Regions from separate parts of the Mus musculus genome. Here region 1 is linked to region 2. Evidence: chromatin loops called from intact Hi-C (ENCODE). Cell type or tissue: left cerebral cortex. All regions are shown on one strand. Links, peaks and the distances in the headings refer to the core of each region. The heading gives the core; the rest is flanking DNA.

What was found. A loop is a pair of places that touch in the nucleus more often than their neighbours do. Peaks named below come from ENCODE experiments on the same cell type or tissue, not always from the same donor. Only the 100,000 strongest peaks of a DNase experiment are listed, where the experiment ranks them.
Region 1: it touches region 2 in a loop (3-fold over the local background); 2 of 42 quality-filtered maps call a loop at or near these places.

Annotation. Positions count from the first base shown.
Region 1 is chr1:161,164,147-161,179,591 of GRCm38, reverse strand. It overlaps Ankrd45 (ankyrin repeat domain 45), which reads right to left. Exons shown (of 8, transcript NM_001368766.1): 7 at 15,378-15,420; 8 at 9,085-11,880. The coding sequence ends at 15,401. It also overlaps the pseudogene Gm51252 and the pseudogene Gm6185. Among named protein-coding and RNA genes, the nearest start is that of Tex50, 13 kb to the right of the region's middle. In left cerebral cortex, for the core only: a CTCF peak has its summit at 8,680 (motif pointing right); a DNase peak (open chromatin) is centred at 8,692; H3K4me3 peaks cover 675 bases.
Region 2 is chr1:160,961,790-160,977,234 of GRCm38, reverse strand. It overlaps Rc3h1 (RING CCCH (C3H) domains 1), which reads right to left. Exons shown (of 20, transcript NM_001024952.2): 15 at 14,751-14,964; 16 at 13,666-13,756; 17 at 13,395-13,527; 18 at 12,115-12,285; 19 at 11,447-11,562; 20 at 2,259-9,588. The coding sequence ends at 9,438. Among named protein-coding and RNA genes, the nearest start is that of Serpinc1, 9.1 kb to the left of the region's middle. In left cerebral cortex, for the core only: no CTCF peak of the experiment used is centred there; DNase peaks (open chromatin) are centred at 7,776 and 8,415.

The DNA of each region.
Region 1 (15,445 bases), core at 4,441-12,440, 200 kb before region 2:
ATTTTCTTGTGGCTAGGTTTTATGTGGTACATGTATCATATTTAATCTGAGAGAAGAGAGAGAAAACATGCTTTATCATGAAAATAACTGCTATAGGGGCTGGAAAGATTGCCTTGTAGTTAGATCACTTGCTGCTCCTACTGAGGACCAGGTGAAGTTCCCTGCACACACACAGAGGCTAACTGTGTGTTAACTGGAGTCTGTAACCTCAGTTCCAGGGGACCTGGCACTCTCTTCGGGCTTTCATGGGTACTAGGTATGCACGCAATGCACCTACAGACATGAAGGCAAAACACCCCGTACACATAAAATAAATCTTAAGAGGAAAGAGGTGCTGCCTTTTGTATCAAGCCTCTAGATGTTTAAAGTGAACATCAGTGTATCCACAAAGGAAAGGAACAGGAGCTCAGATGGAGTAACAAGACAGAAAGGGTAAGGGTTAGAGAAGAATGACAAGGAGTTGTCAGTGCACGTGACTTGTCTCACTTCCAAGTCACTGCTTCATTTGAAGCTTTCCTAACTTACGAATCTTATTATATTTCTTATGTGTCTTTCTTTGCAAAAATGCTCAGCACTGTATGAAATTGTTTTAACATCTGTTCACATGTTTTTAATTCCATAGGGTTGGGGATGCTCGTAATTGATAGAGTCCTTCTGCCCAGCATGTGTGTGGTCCTGAGTTTGATCCCGAGGACTAAAGAAAAAGAAAAACTTGCATATTGGGATTGGACCTTCTTTGAGGTGTTTGACCTTTGACTTACTCTCTAATGTATTATGTATACAATACCTCAACAAAATGGTAAGCCAGTCGCCCTGTCACAAATCCCGACACAGAGAGAATCATCAAGACAAAGACCTCAGAATTCTTTAAAACCATCCTTGAAAACCCTAAAAAATAAAAATATAATTTATAGTTTCAAAATAGTAATTCCCCTATTCAATCAGTATACATTGTATACCTGTGTCAATCTATACTGTAACCCATTACATATGTATGTGTGTGTGTTTGTGTGTGTGTGTGCATATATCTTACTGAAAGAGATGTTTATTTACATTTTCAAAATAATGTCATTAACATTCAGCCTGGTTATTTAATTTTCAACTTTTTCTGAGTCATAGTGTGTGTGAAGATTTAATATCTACTAAAAATGTATTTGGGTGTGTGCCTGTGTGTAGAAATTCAAGGACTCTACATGCCTTATGTGGGCTCTGGGACAGGCTTGTGTGAAGTGTGCTTTCACTTCCTGAAGCTCACTGGCCCACAGATGCAGTTTGTGAAGTCTAAGGTACATATATGATGGGCATCCCTCACAGAAGACTATGGACAATACTGAGGCTTCACCCGCCTCACAGTTATGCACCCAGGAACATATTAGAATCACTCCACCGGTATCTACCGATGGCAGAAAGTAAGACTCACTGACAGCCTATTTAGTCCTTGGTAGTTTTCCTGAGTCCAGAAAACTTTTGAGAGCAGCTTGTGTTCTTCCCAAGTAAATTTTCTTTTCCAGAGACCTAGAAACTCTCATCATAGGAATGTCATTGACTGGGCTACTTTATCTCTATGAATACCATTCGGTACACCTGCTGAATCTGTGATCAACATTCCGCAGGCCTTTATTTACAAAACCTTCTCTAATTTTTTTTTCTAGGCAGGCAAAGTGGGTGGAGTAAAGAGAAATCCCACCAAAAGCCATCATGGCGGCTGGAGGGATGCCTCCAGCCATCCCAAGTATGGTTGAGCATACTTGCTGATTTCCCAGAGGATCCAGGTTCAGTCCCCAGCACTGGCAGTCGTCGCAACTCAGAAGCAGCCATAACTACACAGTTCTAGGGACTCTCATACCCTCTACTGGCCCTGTGGGCACTGCATGTGCATGGTACACAGACATACATGCAGGAAAAACATTCCTATACATATAATAAAATGGAATCTTTTTTTTTTTTTGAGGCAGGGTGTTTCTGTATAACCCTGGGTATCTTGGAACTCACTCTGTCTGGCCTCAAACTCAGAGATCTGCCTGCCTCTGACTCCCAAATGCTGGCATTAAAGGGTGAGAGCTAAAGAAGCCATAATTCGCAAGATTACTAACATTGAGTACGTGAACTGTGGATTGTTTGTTTGTCTTCTTTGTCTGTTCGACGAGCTGTCTCCCCTTATCTCAGATAGTTTGATCAGGGTAGGCCTGGTCATGTAGGCAGCATCAGTTACTAGAGAATCCTAACATTCATTCTCTCTCTGTGTACACTTAGCACTACACTGCCTCATGATTATTTGTTTGCCTACCTCCCCCCTGAAGGAGCTCCATGATGGCAGCCAGTCTCGTGCTTCTTAATGTACTAGCCACCCTCTCGTGCTCCGCCAGTGTAACTGAGTAAAGCAATGGGTATATGCACAAGAGCTCCTTAAAAACTGTGCGGACGGCCTTCGTTCCCATCTTGAGGTTCCACTGGCTACTCTTTGGATGAAGCTGTGATCTCCTACAATGAGAAAAGGTTCTAAGGACAGAGGAGAGGCTAGCCTAGCGACTTACCTCCCAAAACAATCGTGGCACATATGAGAATTATGAAGTGCTTCTGGGCCACAAAGTAATCCGCTGGCCTCCCACAGAGTAAGTCAGGCTTGCTGCCACTTTTTGTTGCCCAAAACGAAAAACTGTTGTTTGACATTGCTTTTCCAGGGCTGCCTTGCACTATGGCAAACTATTCTGTTGTGACATGGAAGAACAAGGAAAAAAAGAAAAGGAAAAAAAAAAAAAAAGACCATGAGACCTGCAGTTCATCTACACCCCACCTACCTAAGGTGGGTAGCACACTTTCTTCCTTTTCTTTCTCTCTTTCGTTTGTTTTTGTTTTGTGAGACAGGGTTTCTCTGTATAGCTGTATGGCTGTCCTAGAACTCTCTCTGTAAACCAGGCAGGCTGGCCTCGAACTCAGAAATCTGCCTGCCTCTGCCTTCCAAGTGCTGGGATTAAAGGCATGTGCCACCACTGCCTGGCACTGTTGCTGTCTTTAGACACACCAGAAGGGGGCGTCAGATCTCATTATCGATGGTTGTGAACCATCATTTGGTTGCTGGGATTTGAACTCAGGACCTTCAGAAGAGCAGTCAGTGCTATTAACCGCTGAGCCATCATCTCTCCAGCCTGAGAATTTGATGTCCATTCAGGTTGTAAACACAGTCTGGGGCACAAGACAAGCACACCATACACTGCGGATGGAGTGGAATCTTTAAGAGGAAAGAAGCAAAGACAAACATCACACTCCTCAGTTCCCACGAGTACAAATCACTCTGGGATTCCACTCCATTACCCCAGCTTCAAAACTCATTTATTTTCTCTCTCTCTCAGAGACTGAGGAAAATTGCATCATATCAGTTAAGGTTTGGAGTGAGGACGGGGTAAACCATATTTTTTTTTAAGACTTGAAAAGATTTGAGGTTTGATCGTGTGATGTCTTTGATTGAATTAGGAAAAAGTACCTCTTCCTCGGGGCCATGAAGCCTGACAACAGGCACGTGACTTGTCATAACAACAGGCTGGACTTCCGTTCCTGAAGCCCCACTGAATTGGTGTCCTGTGTGAGACGTAGCCTACATAAATGTATGGGATGGTCCTGGGAAGGACTTGAGTTATTTTCGCTTTTCCTTATAGCTAGCCTTAACCTAAGACTTCTTAAAGTCTGAGATAGCCTCGGGAACAGACTTTATCCTTTGCCCCCGTCACAAAGATTCTAATATAAAGAAGGAGGTAGCCACTACATCTTCAAGTCCCTCCCCACCCTCAAGTAGCTCTTCCGGTCCTTATCTCCAAGCCCTGGTTCCCATGTTAATGACCTTAAAGCCAAGTTCTTCCCCAGAGGTGTGTTCTTCCAAGCCTAAACTGGCTCAGAGTTGAAATCAAAACGCAGCCTTTCAAAATCCCAAAGAACAGGGCTCAGTTGGGCTGAGCTGTGTTGTTCGCCAGGGTCAGTACCACCAACTGATACCAAAGCAAAAGCTGTTCCCATTGGTTTCTTGCCGACCTGCTTTTTGTTCTGATTGGCTGCACTCATTATTCTCACCTCCAATCCAAGAGAAGTTATGGAGCTATAAAGAAACATGCACTTCTTAATGGCTACACTCTGCCTTCGCCTACAACTGTTTTTAACTGATTTCCTTTGCCTGATGTAACACATGAAAGGGTCAAAGATTATCCACATAGACAGAACCCTTGTGGTTGTAAAAACCGTACATGATGACTTTCTTATGCCAGTTCTATCCAGATCAGCCCTAACTCCCTTAACACTGATTCGGTTTTTGTTTTTTGTTTTTTTTAATTAAATTTTAGTTGGCATACAAAATAATAGGTTTCACTGTAACATCTTACATATGTATATTATTATAGTTGCTCACATTTGTGCCTTCCACCAGCCTTCCACACCCCTTCCTTTTGCTTTCATGTTCTGTGTCTTACCCACCCTCTTAGTCAGGGTTTCTATTCCTGCACAAATATCATGACCAAGAAACAAGTTGGGGAGGAAAGGGTTTATTCAGCTTACACTTCCACACTCCTGTTCATCACCAAAGGAAGTCAGGACTGGAACTCTAGCAGGTCAGGAAGCAGGAGCTGATACAGAGGCCATGAGGGATTTGCTGGCTTGCTTACCCTGGCTTGCTCAGCTTGCTTTATTGTAGAACCCAAGACACCAGCCCAGGGATGACACCACCCACAATACCCCCCACACACACACCCTTGATCACTAATTGAAAAAATGCCTTACAGCTGGGTCTCATGGAGCATTTCCTCAAGGGAGGCTCCTTCCTGTTATAACTCCAGCTTGTGTCAAGTTAACACACAAAACCAGCCAGTACATCCACTCATTACCCTTTCAGTCCCTTTAGTCTCCTTTCCTGATTCCTGAATTTCCATTTCTTCTTCCTCTTATTCTTATTTTTAAGATTTTATTTTTTAAAGACTTTATTTATTTATTATATGTAAGTACATTATAGCTATCTCCAGATGAGGGCGTCAGATCTCATTATGGATGGTTGTGAGCCACCATGTACTTGCTGAGATTTGAACTCAGGACCTTCGGAAGACCAGTCAGTGCTCTTAACCACTGAGCCATCCCTTATTCCTATTCGTATTCTCATTCTTAGTCTCTTTCAATACTCAAAGTTATCATTTTCCTCCATTCAACTCACTATGGAATTTTAGTTCTTTGCTTGAAGGTACAATGTCACCCACTTCTCCTCAGGACATAGTCATCAATTAATTCTTGATGCCTAGCATGTGACTGGGGACAGGGGTTCCAATCTAATTACTAGAAACAAATACAATTTCTTCAGTGAACACGAATCACCAATTTGTAGTGTACTGCCGTAGAGCACCGAGGGGAACATCACAGCAAGAAGCTGATGGACTCTATCATCTTCTGCATTGTGTATGTGTTAAAGAAACTCCAAAGCATGTCTCAGGTCCTAGAGACTGAATTTCAATCAACAGTTGTATATATGCCTCTGAAATCCAGTCTGCAACTTCATTTGTATAGATGTGCAGTTATTTTAAACCAGAGAGAACATTCACTTTGCTGCCTCAGTTTACCTCCCATGAGACCTAGCTCACAAGGCTTTCTTTCACCTGTGCTTTCGCATTTGACTCCCAGTTGTCACATTGACTTCACGCCACTGCCTTCCATCACTTTTCCCTGCTGTGTTCTGCTCCTGTCCCACTGTTGTCGTTTCTTGGTGCCACCAAACCTTGTGAGTACAACTCTTGTACTTTTAGGTTTCAAGATTCAGGTTCTCCAAGTCCACATAGCTCAGAAAACCTGGACAAAATTTATACTCAGCTCTGGCTTAGATGCGGTACTGAAAGCCAGAGGCAGTGCCTAACTGAGCTGCAGGGATGGCCAGGTGAGTCTTCATCACAACCTCATCTTCTGTTAAAGCCATAACAGAGTTGCTTCACGATTTTGAACAAAGCCAGCAGAAGGAACCGTTGATAGCCTCAGGGAACTGAGAGGCCGGCGTGTGCTTTGCCCAAATCCTGTCTTCTGATGGTAGACTATACTATGTGACTGAGAGAGACATGTGAGGCAGGTGAGTTCTTCGTAATTGGCCATCTCCCAGTATGCTGATTTGGTCAAGAGTGGACATTAGACCTAAGAAAGGTGTATCAAACCGTTCCTTATGCTGGGAAAAAGAGATGTGGCAGTTGTGTTGCATCAGGATGCAACAGTGATGGCCTCCCTAGAACACGCAGAAACCATCGCTCCAGCCACATGGAAAATGCCCAAATATCTGAAAGTCCCAGGGCTTCTTCAATGAGCGCCATTTTAAATGTTTCTGATTTCCTAACAGATACTCCCATGGTCTGTTCCTGGTTTTATCTTTTCCCGGAAGTCATTTCTTGATTAATAATAACCTGTGTCATCTACAAAGGCTGGGAAATGAAGAGATACTTCAATTTCTAACTAGTGGCACATTTATGTTTCTTCCCATTTTTACTTGAAAGCTGTTGTGTTCCCTTCTCCAGCTCAGTTCCTTTCTTCCTTTCACAGCTCAGAAAAGGCTAGGCGACCCTGGGGCAAAGCTGGGACATAATCACTGAATCACTGGGTTTATTACTTAAACATTATGGAATACTTCCTGGGACCGCCTAACAAGACCGCCTTTCTCTCTAGCTTGCAGGGACACTTCCTTCCTCCCACTAGTAACCTCTTAGAGGATCTGAAATGAAAGACTTCTGCTCGGCTGTACCTGAGGCTGGCAGCCATGTTACTCATGTTCCCCGCTAGACCCTCACAGCTTTGACCCACCAGCCAGTTACAGGACAAAGCCACATATTCTGAGCTCTGTTGTGCCACTTCATATTTCTGAGTTCTAACATGCGTATGTTATATTTTTTGTGTAAAAATAAATACAAAACTGTGCCCCTTAAGACAAGAACTTTATCTCAGAAGTTAGTGATTTTGGTAAGCAGAGAAAGTGTGTCTCCATTCCACATAGCTTCAAACAGGGGCTCGATTGGAGACTCCATTTCCAAGATGTCTCCTTCATGATCTGGGCAATGGCTGGATGAACAGAGCACAGTCAGAGCTGCAGGCTTGAGCCTCAGTTCCTTTCCTTGTTTGTCTCCCCACAGACTGGCTTCTAGGGCAGTATCTTAAGAGACTGAGGCAGAAGCCAAATCAACCTCTTATAACCTAGCATTGGAAAAGACATGGAACCATTGTCAACTATAGTCATGGGCTCCCTGGATTCAAGAGAGACCAGAAACTTGCATTGCTACATTAGAAATGATGGGACCACACAGTAAGAGGAGGAGTGTCTGTAATGGGAGATTAGGTTTGCCTGTACAACATATTAGATGAACATATTAGATGAACACTAGAGTAACTGTGAGCCTTTTACAATACTTTTTTCCCAAACATAAACAGTGTACTTTATTAAAAACAAAACTGTAACACAATAACTTAGGAATGACAAATCAAATAACATAACAAGATACAGACAAAACTAATGAAGAGACATTGCTTCAGCTCACACTAGTGATCTCCTTAAACTGGAAAAGCTGCTAGTCTAGTGGTTCTGGCCTGATCTGCACAATACATGAGTGCAGAATTGGTGCAAAACAAAACAAAAACCTTTGTGTGAAGCCACCTTCAAATAATTGAATGACATCTCTCTAGGACCAGGGCTGGAGCAGAAATGGTTAAAGTGCTATCAGTGTTAAGAACTACAGGTCTAAAGTAATATTAAAAAATGTCCTCAAAACAAAATCAGTAAACTGACCAGATCATTTCTTTCATCTCAGAAAAGGGAGGAGGGTCGGGCAGCTGCTTCCTACTGTTCTCTATCCATTGTTTGGCTAGATTCGTTGCCTGTACTGTTTTAATAAACAGCAAATAGCGAAAGGTAAAACAAGCTACCCAAAAGGAAGTTCTCACTAGTTTAAATTTACACTCTTGTAAAACAAGGTTAGCTTTCAGAAACAATCTCACATTTTAACTTTGCATCGATACTCGTCTCCTATTTGTTCCACCAAGGGGATCCAATAAGATGTACTAGCAAGAATTTATTAGCCTCAGCTGTATAAACGTATTCATTCCATGCACCACAAATAAGCTTTGTGGTGCAAAGGAACATTTGACAGAACAAGTTCAGAAGACCTGAGTGTTTCCTCTGAAACTGTCAAAACCTCCTTTTCCAATATAAGCATCTTCAAAGTCAAGAGCGTGAACAAAACTTTTTTTCATTAAAAATGCAGACACAAAGTATTTTGCCTGCAGCTGTACCACACCCTGGACAGCTCTCCATTAGGAGATTCAGTAGTTATTTATCCCAAACCCCTTCCTCATTTTTCAGGTTTGAAAAACGGATCATGTCAAGTATGGAAAAGAACTTTTCCTTTAGGTCTCCTCAAATTCAGTGATCCCATTTCTTCAGATCCTTCTGTCAGGACTCCACGTCAATCTCAACTCCTTCATTCTTGTCCTCAAACTGTCAGGCTGTTTGCACTCACATCTTCAAGAGCTGCCAGATCAATAGGCGGCAGAGGGCTCCTCCAATACTGGAATGTATTATACTGCCCAAACTCTTCCTTCTGGCTGTGCACCCGTCTGCTGCTACCTGCGCTCTCTACCCTGTCGCCGCCTCCCGCCGCCCGGCTGACCCGGTGTTCCTCCTGCTCGCCAGGAGGTGGCTCTCGGGCTCCAGGTTGCACCCTGCAGCTCCTGTATGCGGTCCCCGCCGCCGCGTCGCTTGTGGAGCGCAGACGCAGGCTCCGCCCTGGTCCCCCGCGTCCCCCTGGCGCTTGAGGGGCCGAGCCGGTGGGACCCAGAGCGGCGGCTCCTCGGGGAAGTCGCTGGGCAGGAGCCGCTTCCAAGGCACGCGGAACGTGAGCGGCTCAGCCGCACGCCGCTTGGCCATGGGCCAGGGATGGGGCTCGCGCGGGCGGAGATTCGAACCTGTGCCCTTTTACAATGTTTAATGTTAAAACATCAGTTTGACATCTAGAGCGTGAAAAGTTAGACACTAGGTCAGTTCTGGCATATGATAAAAGTTCTATCATACGAGGCATAAAATGAGAAAACGTGTAACATAAAATTCTGTAATGAAGCTTCATTTATTCGGATCATACTGTCACCACGTAGCCCTACTTTTTGGAGTTAAAATGTCTTTTGTTACATGACAGTGATAACAGGCAGCAGTTGCTATTTTAATGTTACATTAATACCATACCTTTATATTTTTACATTTTTATGACCAATGAAACACAAAACCTAAAGAACTACCAACTAGAACTGATCATAACATTAAATTGCCTCCCTTTCAAATACTGTGGAGGCGTTCCTGAACTGTTAAGTGTGTGCTTTTTAAAAAGTCATTAGTCTATGCAAGGTCAGAAAGCACCATGCAGCTAATGAAATCACATCAAACTCACAGCATAAGGGCATCTAAATCTCCTATTGATCTACGTATAAGTCAGTGCAACAATAGGTAATAATTGATATCATCTCTAGCAAAACAGAAGTTATACATACACAGATTTAAGTAAGTATTCAGACCCCACATCAAAGGAGTCTCTGAAATAAGATACAAGGATGCCATGGGGCCACCAGGTCCATGACATTCAGAACTACACAGTTGGGAGCGGGCAGACAGAGAGCCACAATGTTTGCTGTGCGTATGGCTTGTCTGTGGTACACTGACATAGGCAAGGCATAAGCTAAGGTTGGGAGCATTTCTATAATGGTAATCCAACTTCGTAAATGAATGAAGAGGGAGTGAGTTCTGAGTACAAGGTAGGACTAAGCAATTCTAGGTACTGAGAGTAAGGTAGTACTAAGTGCGTCAATTCAACTTCTATTCCCCGACTTACTATTTTACAAGCTCTTTAGGTATGAGGAAGGCCCCCAACAAAAAAGAGGCCTCCTTTCATAAAGGATGTCAACAAAATTGTTGAAAATAAAGGATTTTCAACAAAAATGTCTTCCTTTCATAAAGATCTATATTCATTCACATGGAGAGAGAAGCATGTGAGTAAATTATACAGGACACCGAATGAGGCTAAGTTACACAGGACACAGAATGAGGCTTCTGGCGCTGTAAATGTCCCCAAGAAGGAAAGGTTGGATCTTTGTAATATTGAAGATGGGGATAGTCATAGGGTGGAGAACCACCATTGTCCGACCAAGAATCCTAATGGAATCCTGAGAGGATCTGACAATGAGGGTCAAGAAGAGGAGAAGCCGATGGGGCATTCATTAGAAAAGGAGACTATGAGAAAGTTGGTATAAAGGTCCCAATTCAAGGAACTGTACAAATACTGTGCTAGCAAGTGTATCAAAGGCTATAAAACATCTGAGGACAAAGAGTGTGAGGCAAAGAGGGAGAGAGAAACTGTTCTAGCAGATGGTTTAAAATGCTTGTCTCACCTGGGACTAAAAGTACGTTTAAAGCCTCCCCTCCTAGTTACGAGGAGCAGAGACCTCGAGACCACTGCTGTGTTCATGATCAAGGCTCAGAAAACGTGGCTTAGAATAAAAATGACAACACCACCCATCCCCCAATGGCACCAAGGCTCTTCCTAATGATCTCAGTGCTCATGTGCACCAAGTGTCTTGAAAGATTGTCCTAAAAGGACCAAGCACAGAGCTCTGCCTACCACGAGCAGCAAATACTCTGGGTGCCGCAGAGACGGGCTAGTGTTCGGGTTTCTGCTGAATGGCAATCGCTCCTATAGAGAAAAGATCTCAGAAGTGGAAACTTGGGGAAACATTTTAAAACAAGATGACCTCAATAGCATGACCAAGAGAACATCACCTGACAAGTATGACTGAATGGCTCCCCTGTTTTCTTTCTCCTCTAAAGTGAAAAATAGTTTGCATAGCAAGACAATGAGGAGAAAGTGATAAAATGATTCTCCTATTTTAAGTATACATGTTCTATTTTCTATAAAAAACTTCCCCCAGAAAGTTGGAAAGTAATAGGAAGTTCGCGGTCCTGCTTGATTTTACTACCAAGAGTACTTTCTGAGGACCCTTTCTGTCGCCATGGCCTTTAAAACACAGGCAATGTAAGGGAGACCGGTGGGACTCAGCACAGTGGCAGTTACCGTGTACTGCCAAACCCTGAGAGGGGAAACCACAGATTTGTGGGCTTTCCTCAGAAACTATATCCCACCTTCCGGGTGAATTTTAATTCAGACAGCTAAAACCAGAGGACCCCACCTCTCGGGGAGGGGGGACTTCAATTCTTAGTATTTGCTTTTTGAAAGAGAGGGAACACCTGCTTTTCTTTTACAAATGGCTTCATGCATCTTTTAAAAATAGAATCCCCTAGTCAAGTGGAAATTTCTTGCCTCAGTTAAACAGAAAACTATTAGCTTCTCTGTGTGCTTGTATGCTTGGAGGACTCAGTAGAACTGAGCTTGGAGGACTCAGTAGAACTGAGCTTGGAGGACTAAGGAGGACTGAACTTGGAGGACTCAGGAGGACTGAGCTTGGAGGACTCAGGAGGACTGAGCTTGGAGGACTCAGGAGGAGCCCAGCTTGGAGGACTCAGGAGGAGCCCAGCTTGGAGGACTCAGGAGGAGCCCAGCTTGGAGGACTCAGGAGGAGCCCAGCTTGGAGGAGCAGAGGCCCAGCCCCTGAGCCAGGTGTGAGTCTTCTGAACAGTCTAACACAAAGCCAGGTAACTGAATTTGTACCCAGACATTTCTGCAAAACCCTGGATCTATTTCTTGAACTTGGCAGGAACGAGGAACAGGTTTGTCGTATTTAATACTGAAATGTAATGTAGCCTTCTACACCATGTGGCATCTGTAAAAGGCACATCCTTGACTTCTCTGGTGACCACGGCTTAGGTTATCGATTTGGCACTCTTCACTTGGCCTGAAAGAAGCAGATTTTTAAATGACATTTAATTAGCTTGAGATATGAAACACAATATAGCCAGTTTTTCAAACAATGGGCATAGAATACAACAGTATATCCTGGCCCGAATCAGCCATTAATTAAGCCCTGACAGCCTCTGACTTTCCTATAGTATGCAAAGCCAAGAGGATACACTTCCTACATGCTCGATTCTCCTGGTACGTATGGACCACTGCAAAGAGGACTCCCATTAAGATGCTGAACCTCTCCTGTCTTCATTTCTTTGATGTGAAGTTAAGGATCATTTCAGAGGTGTCAACCAGAGCCAGCATAGCATCTTATGATATGAAGAAGCCTAGAAGGCTGGAATGTAAGGGACCTGAGGAGAGAGGCAATTCCTCTGCAGAGGTGAGGCGGAGTGAGTGAGGGCTACTGGGACAGCTCAGTGGTGGGGATGGGATGGGTGGGAATGGACTATCTGATCAGTATTAAAGTCTAATCATCTCGCTTCTGGACTGCAGGGCTTGACTTGGACTACTTTGCTCTCCCTCCAAACCATTTCAGACAGAAAGCCAGGCTGTTCTCCCCGGCTTAAGCCCACTTCTCTACCGCCTTAAAGGTTTGTTTCTTTGTGTGTCTGAGACAGGGTCTTGCTATGCAACCCGGGCTAGCCTCAAACTCACGATCCTCTTGCTACAGCCTTCCAAGTTCTTGGATTATAGGCACACAACACCAAACACCTTGCGTAGGTGTGTGGGTGGAGGGCTGGGTACAGGTAAACCTGAATGTGCTGCGCATGCGAATCCACATGCCTTTGGAAGATGGAGGACGACCTCAAGTGTCCTGCTTCAGGACATGCCCACCAGTGTTTTCTGAGACACTCTCTCATTGGCCTGGGCTTGCTGATGTAACAAGGCTGGCCTGCCAGTTAGCCCCAGGTGCTAACTGTGCCAGTCTCCTCCACCACCACCCCAACACTGGAATTACAAGCATAGGGCATCTCCCTCATCAACATTAGTGGCTTCTAGGGATCAAACTCAGGTCCTCAAGTTTGTGAGGCAAGCATTTTACTGACTGAGCTCTCTCCAGACCTAAAAGCTCTGTAATGGTGTCCCACTGCCCATAAAGTAAAGCTTAAAGCCGTCAGACTATTTTTCAGTAGCTTTAATAAAAATGATCACAAGCTAACTTTGCAGCCTTGTTTCCTACCCTGCCTTAACAGGAAAACTACAGTCAGCAAAACGGGAGCCCTTCACTTCCTCCATTCGTCCCTCATTTGGACCTCTCACCAGTAGCCTGTGCTTTCACTCTGAAATGCTCAAGCTCTACCCTGGCTTCATGGTGACAATCCCACCCCACCCCCTTCATGCTCTCTCTTTTTTCCTTTGAGCCTCTCTAAACTTAGTTTACTTTTTTTGGTTATATATGCTTTATTCATAATCTACATGAGGAGCTGCCTGAGGTTGCCCCTCAAGGTACCCAGGAGGGTGCAACCTATCTCATCAGTAGACATTAGTTACATAGATGACAAGGGTTGGCCTCTCATACTACCTATATTAGCCTAATTGTCTCAGCCTCTTAGGGCCCCTCTTGACTAACATAAAAAGTGTAGGTAATAAATAACACACACACACACAAAGTGAAGTTGAACCCCATGCCACACCATATACAAAAAAAGTAGCACAAACGATATCACAGGACAAAAATGTAAGAGCAAAAGCTATAAAACCCAGTGAAAATATAGGCTACATCAAGGTAACCTTCAGTTAGGCAATGTATCTCTACTGCCAGTATTATCTTCATCTCAGCAATGACACTGACAGTTAACCAAAGATCTAGCCAAGAAAATGAAGGGAGATTCATGCAAACAGACAGTGCCATCTCAGACACATAGATTAGTAGCCAAAAAAAGGACTGCAAAGCTGTCTGCAAAATAATGGGCTCTGTTACCTCACAACACCACACACACTACTCTAAGTGGACAGAGTATCGTTGGCTTAGTGCTATGGCAAAGCTGCTCATTAACTGAGCCATGACACAGACAAGTGTCACCCACATTTGTGTAGGGGCTGGAGGTTAGAATTATTTTTTTTAAGATTTACTTATTATATGTAAGTACACTGTGGCTGTCTTCAGACACTCCAGAAGAGGGCGTCAGCCTTCATTACAGATGGTTGTGAGCCACCATGTGGTTGCTGGGAATTGAACTCAGGCCCTTCAGAAGAGACCATGTCTTAAATGCTCAAAGAGACTTCATGGAAATTTCCAGACTTTTCCAGAAACCTACTTCGATAGGCTAGAATAATGAAGATAAAGGGTCAAGTTGGCTAACTGCTGTCGTCTGCTAGGGTGTTCCTTGAGCAAGCAAATGGCTCTAACTGGAATTATTCCCACACTATGAATGAAGGAAGAAATTAGCCTTCCGTGGGAAGCACATCCAAATTGCAGCTACACATAAGAGTGGTGTTACAGCCGGGCGTGGTGGCGCACACCTTTAATCCCAGCACTCGGGAGGCAGAGGCAGGCGGATTTCTGAGTTCGAGGCCAGCCTGGTCTACAAAGTGAGCTCCAGGACAGCCAGGGCTATACAGAGAAACCCTGTCTCGAAAAACCAAAAAACCCAAAAAAAAAAAAAAAAAAAAACCCAAAAAAAAAAAAAAAAGAGTGGTGTTACAATTCTAATCTCCAGGCTGGAGAGATGGCTCAGTGGGTAAGAGCACCCAACTGTTCTTCCGAAGGTCCGGAGTTCAAATCCCAGCAACCACAGGGTAGCTCACAACCATCCATAACGAGATCTGATGCCCTCTTCTGGAGTGTTTGAAGACAGCTACAGTGTACTTACATATAATAAATAAATAAATCTTAAAAAGAAAAAAAACATCAATAAAGGCTTGGAGAAATTGGGATCTTCTGATTCACTGATGAAAATGGAAGATGGAAAACAGCTTTAGCAGTTTCTCAGAAGGCTAGACACAGAGTTACCTACTACACAGCAATCCCTCTCCTGTTTACATATCACAGAAAAAATGCAAGCACACAGCCATATGCATGACTGTTCATATCAGCACTGTGCATACCAGCCCAAGAGTGAAAACAAAGATGTACTCTGGCTGATGAATGGATTAAACTTGTATCCATACAATGGAATGTTATCCATCCGTATTAAGTGGCAATACATACTCCAGAATAAAAGAACAAAATAAGCATCATACCAAGGGATAGAACCCAGTCACAAAGGGCAATGTGTACGTTATGATTTTATTTGTGAAGAGCTCAGTGCAGCCAGAGCCAAGCCAGGCAGGATATCTCACATCTGTAATCCTAGTAAACTCAACAGGCTGAAGCAGGAGGATCACAGCAAATCTGAGGCCAGCTTGGCCTACATAACAAGCCCCACCCAGTCCATATAGGACTACATACCAAGACCTGACTCAAACCAACCAACCAACCAACCTGTAAGGATAGAAAGTAAAGTAATGATTGCCAGGGCTTGGGAGAGGGGGAGTAGAAAGTACCTGTTGATAAGTGTAAGGTCTCTTTATGAGGCAGCAAAATGACCTAAAATTAGAAATGTTGACAATTA
Region 2 (15,445 bases), core at 4,478-12,477:
CTGGGATTAAGGTAGGACATCATGCCTAACCACTTTCTTCCCAATGTTTTATTTTTTGATTTACTTACATACTGACCAGTTTTCCCTTCCTCCCACCCAGTCACCCCACCCCACTTCTCTTCAGAAAAGGGGAGGCCTCCCACGGATATCAACCAGCTTTGGCAGATCATGTTGCTGTAAAACTAGGTGCATCTTCTATTGAGGCAGCTCAGTAAGGGGAAAAAAAAAGAGTCCCAAAGGTAGGCTGCAAGAGTCAGAGACAGCTGCTGCTCCTGCTGTTAGGAGTCCCACATGAAAAAGCAAGCTACACAACTGTTACAGATGTGGAGAGAGTCAGTTCCTTGCATGCCTCGTGGTTCAGTCTCTGTGAGGCCCTCTGAGCTTAGGTTAATAGATTCTATCAGATTTCTGTGCTGTCCTTGACCCCTCTGGCTCCTACAACTTTTCCTCCCACTCTTCCATCTATCCTTTCTTAAGGTTAGGTGCTCAAACAAAAAAAAAAAAAAAAAAAAAAAAAAAAGGAGGTAGGTATTTTTTCTCTTAATAGCCAAACAGGTTGGAAAGCATGATTTTTTTTGTTTGTTTGTTTTGTTTTGTTTTGTTTTCCGAGACAGGGTTTCTCTGTGAAGCCCTGGCAGTCCTGGCACTCACTTTGTAGACCAGGCTGGCCTCGAACTCAGAAATCCACCTGCCTCTGCCTCCCGAGTGCTGGGTTTAAAGGTGTTCGCCACCACGACTGGCTGGAAAGCATGATTTAACTAGCTGATCATTTCAGATTCGCTGATCACTGGGACAAAACATTGATGCACATATAACACATTCACTTTAGTCTGAGCATGTCAGCCTAACAGGTCAGATAGTTCCTGCTTATATCCTAAGCAGGACAAGCTTAGGTTAAGTGGCAGACAGGCTTGGTTTTGGAATTTCCTTTTTAGATGTCATCATTTTTCAAGGATGGCTACAAGCACTTAACTATCTAATACCTTCTGAGCTCCCTTACCATGGCTCCTTCTGTTGTGGCCAGTCATGGTACCAGTGGTCCCCGTATTTAGTAATTGGTAATGTTATAACCCTTTTCTGGAAATCCCTATCAATTTTCATTGGAAAGTATTTTAGAATAAATTCCAACTATGATTAATATATCTATCTCTTAAAAATATGGGGCTGGAAAGATGGCTCAGCAGTTAAGAGCTTATGCTGTTCTTCCAGAGGATCCTGGTTCTAGCCCTAGTTACTGTCTGTAACTCTAACTTCAGGAAACCTAATGTCTTTTTTTTTTTTTTTTTTGGCCTCTACAGGCACAGCATGTATATAGGATACAGACCTATATATATGAACTGTGAATTGAACATCCCCTCCGTCTTACCATTTAATATTCAACATGTAGTCAAACAATCTTTTTTTTTTTTTCTTGGTTTTTCGAGACAGGGTTTCTCTGTGTAGCCCTTGCTGTCCTGGAACTCACTCTGTAGTCCAGGCTGGCCTCGAACTCAGAAATCCGCCAGCCTGTGCCTCCCAAGTGCTGGGATTAAAGATGTGCGCCACCACTGCCTGGCCCCAAACATTCTTAATTACATAAAAGTATGTTACTGTTACAACATGCTACATTTGAGTTTACTTCATGTCTTGTAATGTGTAATAACTCACCTCCCCCTTTAAGACCTTAAGTGTGTCTATGTACCTGAGGACAGAAAGCAGTGGTTGGATCCGTGGATTTAGAGTTACAGGTAGTCCTGAGCTGCCTGATGGGAGTGCTAGGAACTAAACTCTGGGCCCCTGCAAAAGAAAACAACACTTTCAACTACTCAGCCATCACCTCCCTTCATGTTAACTAGAGCATGGTCTATAAGAGATAATATAAAGTTACTTTAGATTATATTTAATGACTTTATATTATATTTAAAAGACTTCAGAATAATTGGGAGCCAGTTGGTAAATAAAAAGACAAGTATTCTGTTTGAGGAAGGAAGATCATTTTGCTTGGGCAGAAAGATGCTCTTGGCTTGATAAGACGTCATAAAATAATGTTACAGCTCACTGACTATGGGTCTCGCAGCCTCTGAACCAGGCCTGCCTCTCAATTGCAGCATACTCAAGTCTACAGCAATTCTGGGTAGAGAAAACTGACGCCCAGTGTGCTTACTTGCATAAATTAGCTTTTAAAAGTTTTTTGTTTTTTGTTTTTTTTTTTTTATCAACAATCCCAAGACGAGAACGAGGTGGCAGACTCATTGACAAGAAAAAGACTACACACTGTTCCTCCTCATTAATTTATCATTTAATATAAATGCTGACAGAAAGCAGATAAAGACCTTTAGACACTTTCATATATTTACAATCCAAAAGGTGAACCACCTCCTTCTATTGTTAAAATGAATCCTTTTATCTGCAACTTACAAGAGCCTTAAACCCTAATTAGGAGCAACAAGAGGCTGAGTCAGTTTCCAAGGTAATAAAGGAAATAGCATTTTAACAAAATGTGCCATCTTTAATATAAACAACATGCACACAAAGAATACAAAATTAAGAGAGAAGGCCTTAATCTTCTCAAGAATATGCAACACATGGTCCATGTACTCGTTCAGATCCAGAGGTCGGCAGCCCTAAACACACTCCTAGTTCTTTTTTCCCCACCTCATTTGTTTTGAAAGCTGTTTAAAAACGGAAATATTAAACAGATTAAAGAAAGGGAATGTTCCATTTCAAGCAAGGTTCTTTTTTTTCCTATACAAAAACAACTTTCAGAAGATAATGCCTCTAAATGCAAATCTCACTGTTGGCCAGGCCAGATGGGAAGGAGATGGTCACAGGCTGGCCAAGTCCAGCCCATCCTTTGTCCTCAATTGAAAACATTTGGAAAATGTAAAATTTCACAAAATTCATTCAGTTAAAAGTTATCTCTTATTTTAAGACTCAATTTAAAAAACCTTGTGAGCAGGTGGGGAGAAAATGTCAGAAAACAATAGGGAGCCGAGGCAATGGAAAAACACAGGAATGGAGGAAAACCTTTCAAAGGGGGTCTTCCGTAGCACTGATTCTGAGAAGGGACTTCACACTCCCCATAAAGCCATCTCTATTCTGACTCAAATCTCATAGCTCCTTTACTAACTTAAGATTACTCATGTTAAGTATACCTCTGCAGGGCACAATCACATACAATCAATACGATTGGTAAATTACATAAGCTCTATCCCAAGCAAATATGAATCAATGTTAAAGTTATTTTTTAAAAACAAAACAAAAAAACTAAGAAAAATCCACCCAAAAAGGTGATAATGAGTGCAGAATGTCTCAGGAGACTGGTGTGAGCCGTGAGACCAACTGACCATAGGCAGGGAAGGGTTTCAGGGGTAAAAGGGAAAAGACCACACACGAAGAGGAACCTCACAACTGGAAAGCAGTTAGGTGGGTGAGAAGTTTGCTCATTACCTTAGTTCACTTCCTGTATCACTCCTGGAAAGTCAGACTCATTACTGAGGCCTAAGACCAGTGAAGTTTTTTTTTCTTTTATATCCAGAAAGTTGGGAAGACAAAGGATAAAAAAGGGTAAGGGGAAAGTGAGGCAAAAACAAACCAAAACAAAACAAACCCCAAAACCTCTCAGGACTGTCTTAGCTAAACAGGAATCATAGCTTTAAAGGCTTGTAAGAATACAATTTTATGGGGTGGTTTGGATATTACTGTGAAATGTCAGCCAATGAACAGAGAGAGAGGCTACACCAATAAATTATAAAAATGACAATTTTTAAAAGGAGGACCAAAACAAAACCAAAACCCCAGAGCGCTATTCACCCAGTCTTGCATCCTTTCCTTGACTTTTCCTGTGTTCACTGGAGCTGGGACCACCTGACAGTTTCCAGTTATAAGATGACTCTGAGTGTACAACCTAATATGGGAGCCAAAGACTTGTGAGCTCTGTCTACATATGTAGCATTAAAAGACAAAACACAAAACCAAATGAAGAACCAGAATGAGTCTTCAATAAAAAATAAAAAAAAAAAAGCCACCTTATCTACTATATAATATAATATACACTAGGACAACAGACTCCACAGGGTTTCACTCTTCTAAATACACATTTTTCTGACACAGTATTGTCTTAAAGTTTAAGTTTTCCACCTTGGGTTACAATGCCTTACTTTCTTGTGAAAATGAAGGTTATTCTGCTCAAGGTTAAGTTCAGGGAAATTCAGTGTTTGTCTGAAATCCAGAGGCTCTAAGAACAATTCCAGTGCTAAGGGAAGTCCCTTTATCACAATGGGATTCCAAGGGCTCTTTACCCACTTATTCAGTGTAGTATTGAAACCTACCTACTGAGAACACTTATTAGAAGGTGTCATTTGCTCCTGGGGGTAGCAGTTTCCTATTCTTTATTAGTGTGACTAGAATTACTAATTAATTAAAATCTGTTACTTGTGAAAACACCTCTAGCAATTACAGAAATAGAATCTTAAAATCTCAAATGTTATTTCCTGTATCTTTTGAACAAAACAAAACAAAACCAGCTCTTTGAAGTGAGTGGCTCAGGAAAGCTGATTGAGAACGTTAAAAAGAATGTTAGCACAATTTACCAAAAACTCCCAGCCAGTCATTTCAGCAGGAAATTTTAAAAAGCTGAGCTGTTAAAAAAAAAAAAAAAAGCCATAGCTGTCTAAGGTAGACATCGATATGTTTCAGATGAAATGGTGTCAGTGTAGACTGCCCGTTGTCTCAGTGACGCTGTATCTGAGCTCTATCTTCAGGGATGACATCCCTTTGCAACACTATAAGCATATATTAACAATTAAGAGTTTAACACACTTGAACCTTTTATAGGGCAATAGTGTAATACTGCAGTTAATTTGCAAGGTCATTACTTCCTCTTGAGAACAAATTAGGATGTAATAAATCGTTACGGATGGTTTTTACACAAAGATTTTACATATTGAACTCTTTACTTGATTCTTTAAAAGCCCAAATGAAAAATATATTGAAATTTCATTCTACCATCATTTGTACATAAAAACAATAGCAAATGAATCCCATTTAGTAAAAATAAGATGTCCCTGAACTTAAGTCGAACAGGTACTAAGTAACTACCGTTAACTGTTTCTCACAAGCGTCAAGTTCAAGAAGAATTCCCAGACCCAGGACTTGACCATAGTGAAAGTACATTGTCCTGTAGGCACAAGTGAAAGTACAGAGACGCACAGAAGAGAGTAGTACATCAAGATAAGCCCCCAAAGGGAGAGTGAGTTGCTTAAACAAATATTGTCAAGGGTGATATTTACTGGTTTAGAGAAACTGATAAATTTTCATTACTTTTACATTTTGTAAGGCCAGCTAACCTTAACAGTTAACTTTAGACATTTACACAGTACAATCAACTTACAAATACTACCAGATTTCATAATCAAAATGGCTACTATTTCCCCTAAAACCAAAACAGAGTAAAGCACAAGTCTTTGGCGCTCCTTAAAGAAATAGCAGGTTATCATTCTTTGCCAGACCTTTGCTTGCCTGCCAGTAGGGCAAATACCACATCTGTGCATCACTGAGTAATAACGCCATTAGAAAAGGCAACTTCACAGAAGTTATTGGCTAAGCGAATTCATTTGAATGCTCTGTTTAGAAGCAGCAAACTGTCACTGTTACAGATTGGGTAAGTCAAGGGGAAACTGCAGAATGGCAAGGGGTCAGGAAGAAAAGAAAAAAGACAATCATGGGAAACTTAGGAACTAAATTTCAAGCTCCCACACTCAAGCTCATGGGAGTCTGATGGGATCATGTATCCAAGTAGCACGTGAGAATTGTATCCATCTTCTGCTGTTAGGCAAAAGAATAAATACATGGGAAAACCACAAGGGAAGGAAGATGAGAGAAGGAATGACCCACATTAATGCCGTACGTGCCAAACAAGCTCTTACACATTCTGAGTAGGTGAATATTTGTAATTACTAATAATAGTGTCTTAAACATTGACGTCATTTGAACATCACTACCAGAAACCTATGGTACAAGTTCTGTTTAAGTAGAAAAGTAGTAAGGAATGGCTCTTTGGTCACATTCAGACTCCTACTATCAACAGGAAACTGAGTCTAGATACCCCATTCTCAGTTCCTCCATCATGTTCCAGAGACTCACGGAAAACAGACTGAGCCTAAGTACTTTTTATTCACGACAGCTAACATACTGGCGTTGTTTCTGAACAAGTATGAATATGCTGCTGCATAACCCTTCCAGAATTGTCTGTTTCATCTGAGATGATTCTTGCTCTTGGATACAGTAAAAAGTAATCACCTTCAGAAGAAACCATTTCAGTGAAAAGCCATACCCATTGCTGAGTATGCTGAGCATGGCGGCACATGCTTGACATTCTTCCAGTGCTCGCTCACAAGGCTGGCGCAGGGTCTCGAGTCAGAACCAGTATGGGCTATCTGCTAAGACTGTCTTAAAAGGGCAGGGCTGGTGGTGCAGAAGCTCTGCTTCCTATTTGATGGGCTTCCTTTTTTTAATGTCTCTAAAGACACAAATAAAAATCAATGGTTTTCATATTTTAATAAAAACAGCAGTTAAGAGTCATGAAGTTATGCTTCAATTTATTGTTGTCTCATAACATTGACTTTGTTAAGGGGAGAAAAACCCCTCAAAGTTATGAGAGTTTTTATTGAATCCCTAAACCTGCCAGTGGGCACAAACAATACTGCCTACCCCCTGCTCCCCAAAAAACCCCACCTAAAAATTGGTAAGGGAAAATGACTAAATAGCAAAATTGTAGGCACAGTCTTTCACTTTCTACCCAACCCAGACTGGCTATAGAGAGGGGCTTGGGGAACTCATACTACCATTTAAAAGACTAATTTTCTCCCTAAATAAAAATATACCTAAAAGGATACTAGTGCACCGCAGCAGAGTACATTTTGGGGGTCTCATACACACTACAATGAAAATTTACTTTTATTCTTAACTCCAAGAAAACCAATATGCAGATTTCCCCCTAGTTATTCCAATTTTAAAAACAACAACAACAAAAACCCATCTGCTTCTAAGACTTAGGAATTATCTTGAAATGTCCAAAGGAGGTAAGACCCACCCAAATCTGTCTACTGAAGGCAAGAGGCCAATAATGTGGCGTTTTATAGATATGCAGAAAAATAAAAATCCTGTCAGGCATAACATTTCTCTCCTCATCTCAATAAATAATGAGTAAAGTATAAATGTAAGAGTCATTTTATCTTAAAAAAAAAAGTCCAAAAAAAGCAAATGTACAAATGTGTATTTAAAATTAAAAGGAAAATGTATGCATCAACTGAGAAATGCCTCACCGTCATTCGGTGCCTCTACCTCCCAATCAGTCATCTTATTGCAACAGCTGCGCTCATGCGAAGAAATCTTTAAAACATACCCGATATATATACAGATATAGCCATGTATATATGTATATATATAATATATATATAAATTTTTATTTAAATAAAAAAGAAAGCTCGAATCCCAAGCCAATATGTGTATATCAAATCCTTGACCAGCCAGGTCTGTAGGGCATAATCAAATTCAATGTGAAATAGTATATAAACACGGTGCCTTGACTGGGCAAATTAAATAATCGCTACTCAAATGAGTGTTCTGTTTGGATTTCCTACTGGTAGGCAATGGCAGGACTATTTTTCCCTTCCCACCCCTCCCACTCTTATCCCACCCCCACCCACTTGTTTCAATTAACAAGATGATGGACACAGAGCTTAGACTGAGGTGACGCAGACCTCAGCAGAGTTAAGGGTTCAGGAAATAGAAATAAGAAAAATATAAACGTTTGCTTTTACCCAACCAAAGCAATGCAGTAACTTATTACATAACCAGTGCTTTCTTGTTTTGTAGCATCATCTAGAAAGGGAAACTGACGTCAGGCAATCAGAGGGATGGAGTGATTCTACGAAACATTGCCTTGCTGAACTCATTTTAGAGGGGCTTAGTAAATTAAGCAAACAGTGGTTAGCATTAGAATATGTGCAGCAGAACTAAATAAAAATTCTTCCTCACTCTTCAACTTTTTCATAAACATTTTTAATGTCAGAAAGCCAGGTCTATAAAAACTCACTTCAAGTTATTTATAGTTATTCTAGTAATTCTGATTACTGACAAGTGACCAAAGCATGAACTACCCTGAAGACTCAGTCAGTTTCTATCTGCCAAATCTTTAACGCTTTTGAAAGGAAAACAAAAATTCCATTGAAATAATATGTCCTTGTTTACTGAAGCTCCTATCGAGTGTTAAGTTTTATTTTAATTAAAAAATTTTCTTCATTGTGTCTGGTGTCCACAAGGGCCAGAAAAGGGTGTCATGTCCCTGAAAGTGGAACTGGGAGACACCCTGCAGGTGCTGCCAAGAACCCGGGAGAGCAGCCGGTGCTCTTCTGCTGAGCCGGCTCCCAGCTTTAGAGTATGGTTCACTGTCCTGGTTTTTCTATTCTAGGGTTTCAAGACAAGTTTAATTTGTAAACACAGCTCGAATTTTCCAACATGAGCTCCACATAGGAGAACAGGAAATGCCTATTTTCACTATTAACAAGCTGAAGTTCATTTCTTTTCTTCTTATTCTGTTTTTTCCTGCCTCAACATCTTGAGGCCAGGGATTACAGGAATGAGCCATTATATCCAATTCAGAGTTCATTCTTAAAATAAAATAATCTTCATTTAAATCTAACTAAACATTGTAAACACTAAATAGGCTTTCAGATTTTAAGGAGATAATGCAAGGAATGCTTGACACCAAAATGTGGCTCAAACAATCAACTGCATGTTGACATCTCTGAAAAGTTGAAACTAAAACCATATCCACTCAAATAAACTTTTAATGTTGTAAAAAACAAGTATCTATCCACAGAGCTAGTGATCCAGAAACAGGGCTGGGGTTAAAGAATAGCTCTAATAAAATTAGTTTGCTGCACAGTTTCTAATAACCCAATCTATTACCACAGAATTCTTGGAAACGGTGCATTTTTGTCTATTTTAGTTTACAGGGTTGTGAGAGTTGGAAAGGACTGGGGAAAAGGAATTATACACTGGGTATGTAATAATACCAAAATACAAGAAAAACCTACTTCATTAAGATCATACAATTAATCAAACAGAGTGTATATATAATATCTTCTTTTTTTTTAAAGCCCCGGATCCAAGGCGTCCAAAGTTATTAAAATAAAGTTCATTCACAGAACAAAAACAAATTTAATCTGAATTGCTTGCAGATACTGCTAATTTTTTTTTCTTAAAATTAAAAAAATGCATCAATGTGAACTATGTGCAGGTTTGTTTAGTAGTGGTGTTTGTGCACATTGCCTCCGGTGCTTTTCCTGGACTTCACTGACCACTCAGAGAAAAAGTTTAGAAGTTATCCATTTTTCTATCCCTATGCCCCATGAACTGATTAGGAGCAGAAGGTAGAAGCAGGTGCCCATATTCTAGGGAGCAGAATTGGAAACAACTCCTGATCTCTGGGAATCATTGTTATCTCCTCCTCCCTCAGAGTCTTCTGACAGATTCAAAGAGCTGGTCTTGTTTGATAGGAGGCTGAGATTCTCTTGTGTCAAGGCTGATCCATTTGGTACATCACTGTAAATTACATGAAAAAATAGTTGGAATTTATAGAAAGAGAAAAGCAATTACTCTAAATAAAATCCAATCAATAGGGCTTATTATTTAGCACTGTAGAAAAACATGAGGCTGGAGTAGAGCACATGCCTTTAGTTCAAGCAGAAGGCAGAAGCAGCTGGTCTTTATCAGTTTTAGGTTAGATTGGTTCCAGGCCAACCAAGGCTAGCTACACAATGAGACTGTCTCAAACAGCCAAAATAAAAATAACTACATAAATAGCTTCCAAATATTGATTCTAACTCCTCATCCACACTGTAGCATAGATGATAAACTAAAACTGACAAGCTTCCTACTCTATACGTATAGGTTATAGCAGAACACAACCTGCATATACATATTAGAAAACTGAACTAAGAGTTAAAACAAACAGGCATGGTAGAGACAAGCACTTGGGAGGAAGGGACAGGTAGTGAGACTCCTCCCCCCTACAGCCCCTAACATCCCAAAAGACCCGTAGCTTAAAATATTTGCTGGCTGGAATTTAAGAAAAAGTGCCAACCTCCTATTTACCAACTTTATTTTGAACCTAGGCAAGCGTATAGATTCAAAATAGTCACTGGGCATGGTGGCGCACACCTTTGATCCCAGCACTTGGGAGGCAGAGGCAGGCGAATTTCTGAGTTCGAGGCCAGCCTGGTCTACAGAGTGAGTTCTAGGACAACCAGGGCTACTCAGAGAAACCCTGTCTCAAAAAACAAACAAACAAACAAACAAACAAGCCAAAACCCAAGAAGACAGCAACAGGACAATTAGAATTCTTTTCTGTTTGATTTTTTTAATTTTTGAGATAGGATATTTCTACATAGTCCTGGCTATCCTGAAACTCACAACATAGACCAGGCTAACCTCAAACTCAAACAGTAAGTGCTATGAATAAAGGCATGTACCACCATGTCAGGTTATATTATAAATTCTTGTTCTAGGTAATCAAGAGATCAACACAGGACTAAGGATTCAAATCTTCAAATATGCCAAAGAGAATAAATAAGGATATACAAATGAATTAAATACTGTATTATGGGAGAGATCAAATAAAAACGTTGACTGTGGATGGCCTAATCCCACCCTGTCTCAAACGACCAACAAACCCTAATCTAACCCTACAACACTAGCAAATTTAAGTGTTTTGTACATAACTGAAAGGGGGGAACATAACCCTGGAATACAGCTTAGTGGTAAAAAATATGTGCTAATTTGTGAGGGTCTGAGCTCAATAGTCAGCATGAAAATGAAACAAAAACAGTAGCAATAAAATGGGCAGTAGGTTGGCTTTTAATCATTTTTAAAAAATGATTAAATGAGCTATATATTATGTTTTATAAGTCAAAAGCATAAGACCACACTTAAAGCAATGAGAAGAAAATGTAATCAGAAAATGTACTGAGCCCCAGTAAAGTGCTAAGTTTTGTGTATACACGTGTTTTGATAGTCTCACTTTGTAGCCCAGACTAACCTCAAATTCCTCTTTTCCTACCTCAGCCTCTCCAGTGCCCGTAGCTATATCCTACTCTAACTCCTAAAGTAAAATTTTAATTCTAGATTTAGTAAAAATATATTCTTTTCTCCTGCTGAGCAGTGGTGATATATGCCTTGAATTAAAGGCCAGCCAGGTCTACAGAGCGAGTTCCAAGATAGCCAGGGCTGAATAGAGAAATCCTGTCTTGAAAAAAACCCAATGAATATATTCATATTTTCTTATTTTTTTAAAAAATAGATCTTTTAAGAATCAAAACATTCATACTTTGTGTACGGTAGGATGATAGTTATCTCTCTCTCTGGTTAAAGTCTATAGAAGTGTTCCTGTTCCTTTCTTTACCTGAATGTCAATGTAAGGTCCTCAGTGCGGATCTTGTTTTGGGGCTCGGGCTGGCCATTTTCTGCTTGCTTGCTTGTACCCAGTTTGCTTTTCATGTCTACAGAACACTGGTTCTCCTTAAAAGAAGAGGAAATAAAGTCCGTAATCTGTGGTGTAATGGGTTAGACCAAATTCACACAACACGGATTAAAAAAACAAAAAGTCATTCCTACTTCACTAAGAATTAACAATAAAAAACAGGTAGATGAGAGAGTATACACTAAAGTATACAGTACAACCCACCTTTTCTCACTACCTTTTGAAAATGCTGCAAACTAGCATGAAAAAGCAGTACAGAGAACAGTGTACAGACTATATATCTCTTCTATAAAAGACCATGAAAAGTAACATTTTATTGTGTAAACATATCTTAATATTACAGAGTCCAAAAGAGCAACCATCCCATCTGCTTCCCTAATGAGTACATTAAACAGAAACTTTAAAATTTCTAATTAATTCCCTTGTTTTCCCCAAAGTCTTTGACAAAGGACAAACCTAAAATAATAATACCACCAGATGACAACTCATCTTTATTAGAATCACCCTAAATATTACTTATTCCTCAAGGTACCTGGAATCAGCTCTAGAGTCACAGAGTTCATTCCACCTTCCCCACCTTCAGCACTCACCATACTCAATTCCCGGGTCCTCTTCCCAATTTCTCTTTCCACCTGATGCAGTTCCAAGCTGAGCTGCTCACTTGAGATCATTCCAGGCCATTTTGGAGGCAGCTGAGGGGGCTGTGGCTGGCTTGCCAGGGTGTTCACCTCCCTCTGTAACACCAGCCGGTTACTAACAGCCTAGTGCACAAAGCCAAGCACACACATAATTCAGCGCACCTCATGCCACATAGAAAACACTTTACCCAAAGTATTTTACCACTAAACTAGCCACAAGTTTGCAGTAAAAATAACCCAACTATAAACACATTTTGTCTTAATAGCACTTGAGAAACATGGTTTTAATTTTAAAAGATGTATTTTATTTTTAAGGGAGAGTGAGTTTTAAAAGATGTGTTTTATTTTCGAGAGAGAGAGACAGAGACAGAGACAGAGATGGCGTGTGTGAATGTTGCGATGTACACATTAAACAGAAATGCAGATGCCTATGGCTGCCAGAAGGAGAGCTGGATCCCCAGGAGCTTGAGTTATAGGCAGTTGTAAGACAGGAACCAAACTTGTATCCTCTGCAAGAATGGTAAGACATATTTCCAGCACCAAAAATAATTTAATCTTTTTTCCTATTTCAAAGAGAAATCAATTATAAATGTGTATCTTTCTTTCTCATTGCTATTTTCCATGATGTAAATCCTATATTTTTTTCTATAAAAACTCAATGTTCTTGAGGCAGGCTTTCTTTCCTTTTTCCTCCACTACTGTTTATTCTCAGACAATATTCTTTTTCTATTAGCCAAGAACTAAATTTAGTTCTGAATCCTCTGAAGAAGGGATATCTATACTAACGTTAGGCAAAGGCTTTAAAATTACGTGCTGCTTTACTGTGTCTCAGAACTTACTATTTAAGGAGACTGGAGAGGTGTTTTGATGGTTAGGATCAGATACCGCTCTTGTTGATGCCCTGGGTTTTGTTCTCAGCATACATGTCAGGAGGCCTACAACAACTGCTATAATTCCAGCTCCAGGCAGATCCTCCAACATCTGTATTCATGTGCACATACCACCCCACAAAATACATATACACGATGAAAGAAAATTATATCCAACTTAACATTCTTGGGAGCTCTTCAGAACTAGAGCACAAAACGGGCACAGTGCTGAACACTGAAAGCTCGATGTAAGTACCAATGTGGCCACACAGGAGGATCCTGAGTCTGAAGCCATGTGGGCTACACAGTGGTACTCTACATCAAAATTCCTGACACAAGAAAAAAGTATCTGTAGGTCTGTACCTCTAGTCCTCGTAGCTGGGTCTGCTGGCTGATCTGATGGTTCAGCTGCTGCAATTCTAGCCGTAATTGTTCTCTTTCAGCAGATAGAAGGGGTTTTCCATGACTGGCCACTTCTGCCATGGACATTTTCTCCCTTTGGTAAAAAAGAAAGAAACCATTAGGTAAATTTTGTATAAAGTTTTATTTTGTGAAATCACTACTGACTAGAAAACAAAGCAAGGAAAGCTAAATGTTTCAGATATTTATAACAAGTGAACAAGAATGGCTGTACCTCTCAATGAAGTGTCCCTGAGGAGGTATGTTTGCATGAGGTGAGTATGGAGAATCTCCCCAGCCACCATGAGCTCCATATGCACTGTAATCTGTAAAGGAACAGTTTACTGTGGTTTATGATGTCATTTACCAGTTTGATTCATCTAAGGCACTATCATCCAGAAGGCAGCGGCACACGGTATCTGTCTCTGCAGAAAGCTGTCTGCCAAAATGACAATGCATTTGTTTCTTCCCCATTGAACCTTCAGGTTTTGCATACTTTCTTTTCACTGTGTGCACGAGTGTTTGAATGTAGGGGTGAGGGTTGGTGTCAGATTATCTTCCCAAAGCACTAGGATTACACACACAACACATACGCATACGCGCACGCACGCCTACATTTTATGTGGGTACTGGGGATCCAAACTCAGATCTTCTTTATCCAGCCAGTCACCTCCTCAGACTCCAAGAATCTTATTTTAATAAATAATGAAGTTATTTAAGATAAAAGTCACAAGCAGCACCCCCCCCCTTGAGACAGGATCATTAGCCCAGAATAGCCTTGAAATCCCTATGCACCCAAAGCTGCACTTGAACATTCCGATCTCCCTACCTCCATCTCTCCAGTACTAGGATTACTGGCATGTGCCATAGCTGGTTTATGTGGTTTGGGGTATTGAATACAGGGTCTCATATATATTAGGCATACACTCTATCAACTGAGCTTTACACCTTAGCCCCTCAAGCAGTCTTAATATAGAAAGAGTTAATTTTAGTTTATACTCCTAAAATTGCCTGAAGTGCAATTGCTTTCTTATAGGGAAAAGTTTAATAATTGCCTTTAAGAGTCTTAAAAGCAGGCTGGTGAGATGGCTCAGTGGGTAAGAGCACCCGACTGCTCTTCCAAAGGTCCGGAGTTCAAATCCCAGCAACCACATGGTGGCTCACAACCATCTGTAATGAGATCTGACTCCCTCTTCTGGAGTGTCTGAAGACAGCTACAGTGTACTTACATATAACCAATAAATAAATCTTTAAAAAAAAGTCTTAAAAGCACTGATAGAATTACATTGAGAATCATAATTACCACTCTAGGATTCTTACCGGAAATGTTAATAGATTTTGTGGGTGCTCCCTGAGGTGCTATAGCTTGCAGTGGGCCAGCACCCTGATACAGTGTTTTGGATGTTCGAGAGATGGCACCGAATCGAGAGACTGTTGGTCGGTCTCCAAACGGGATGAGGTCATCATCGCTCGTCTCCACTGCTCTTCTCTGAAGGTCCAACCTCTGCTCTCTCGTTCCTTTACTTTCTACATTCTAACAAAAAGCAAAAATGAGAGTATGTTTAGCATAATTTCTACCAGCTCTGTAAAGGGGTTGTTAATAAGAGTATGATGTTCTTATTAGTAAGAATAAGTCTTTAGCTGTCTTTGGATGTCATATAAAACATTGGTTTTAGATCACAGTAAGAATTATATGACCAACAATTACAGACAGATGATAGTAGATGATAAATCTACCCATTCCTAAGTCATATGTATGAACATTAACTTGTCAGGCAAGCACTTTACCCCTGAGCTATAAGTCAATGCTGAGAGGCACTGAGTTAAGGCTTCTTTCATGTATCTGGAAAAACTTTTAATGGCATCTATACTAGGTTAGTAGTTTTATTTTATTTTTCCTAATTTAAGGAATTAGCATTACTTTGGTAATGTTACTTCAGTGTGATACCCCCCCCCCTTTTTTTAAAGATATATTTATTTAGTATATGTAAGTACACTGTAGCTGTCTTCAGACA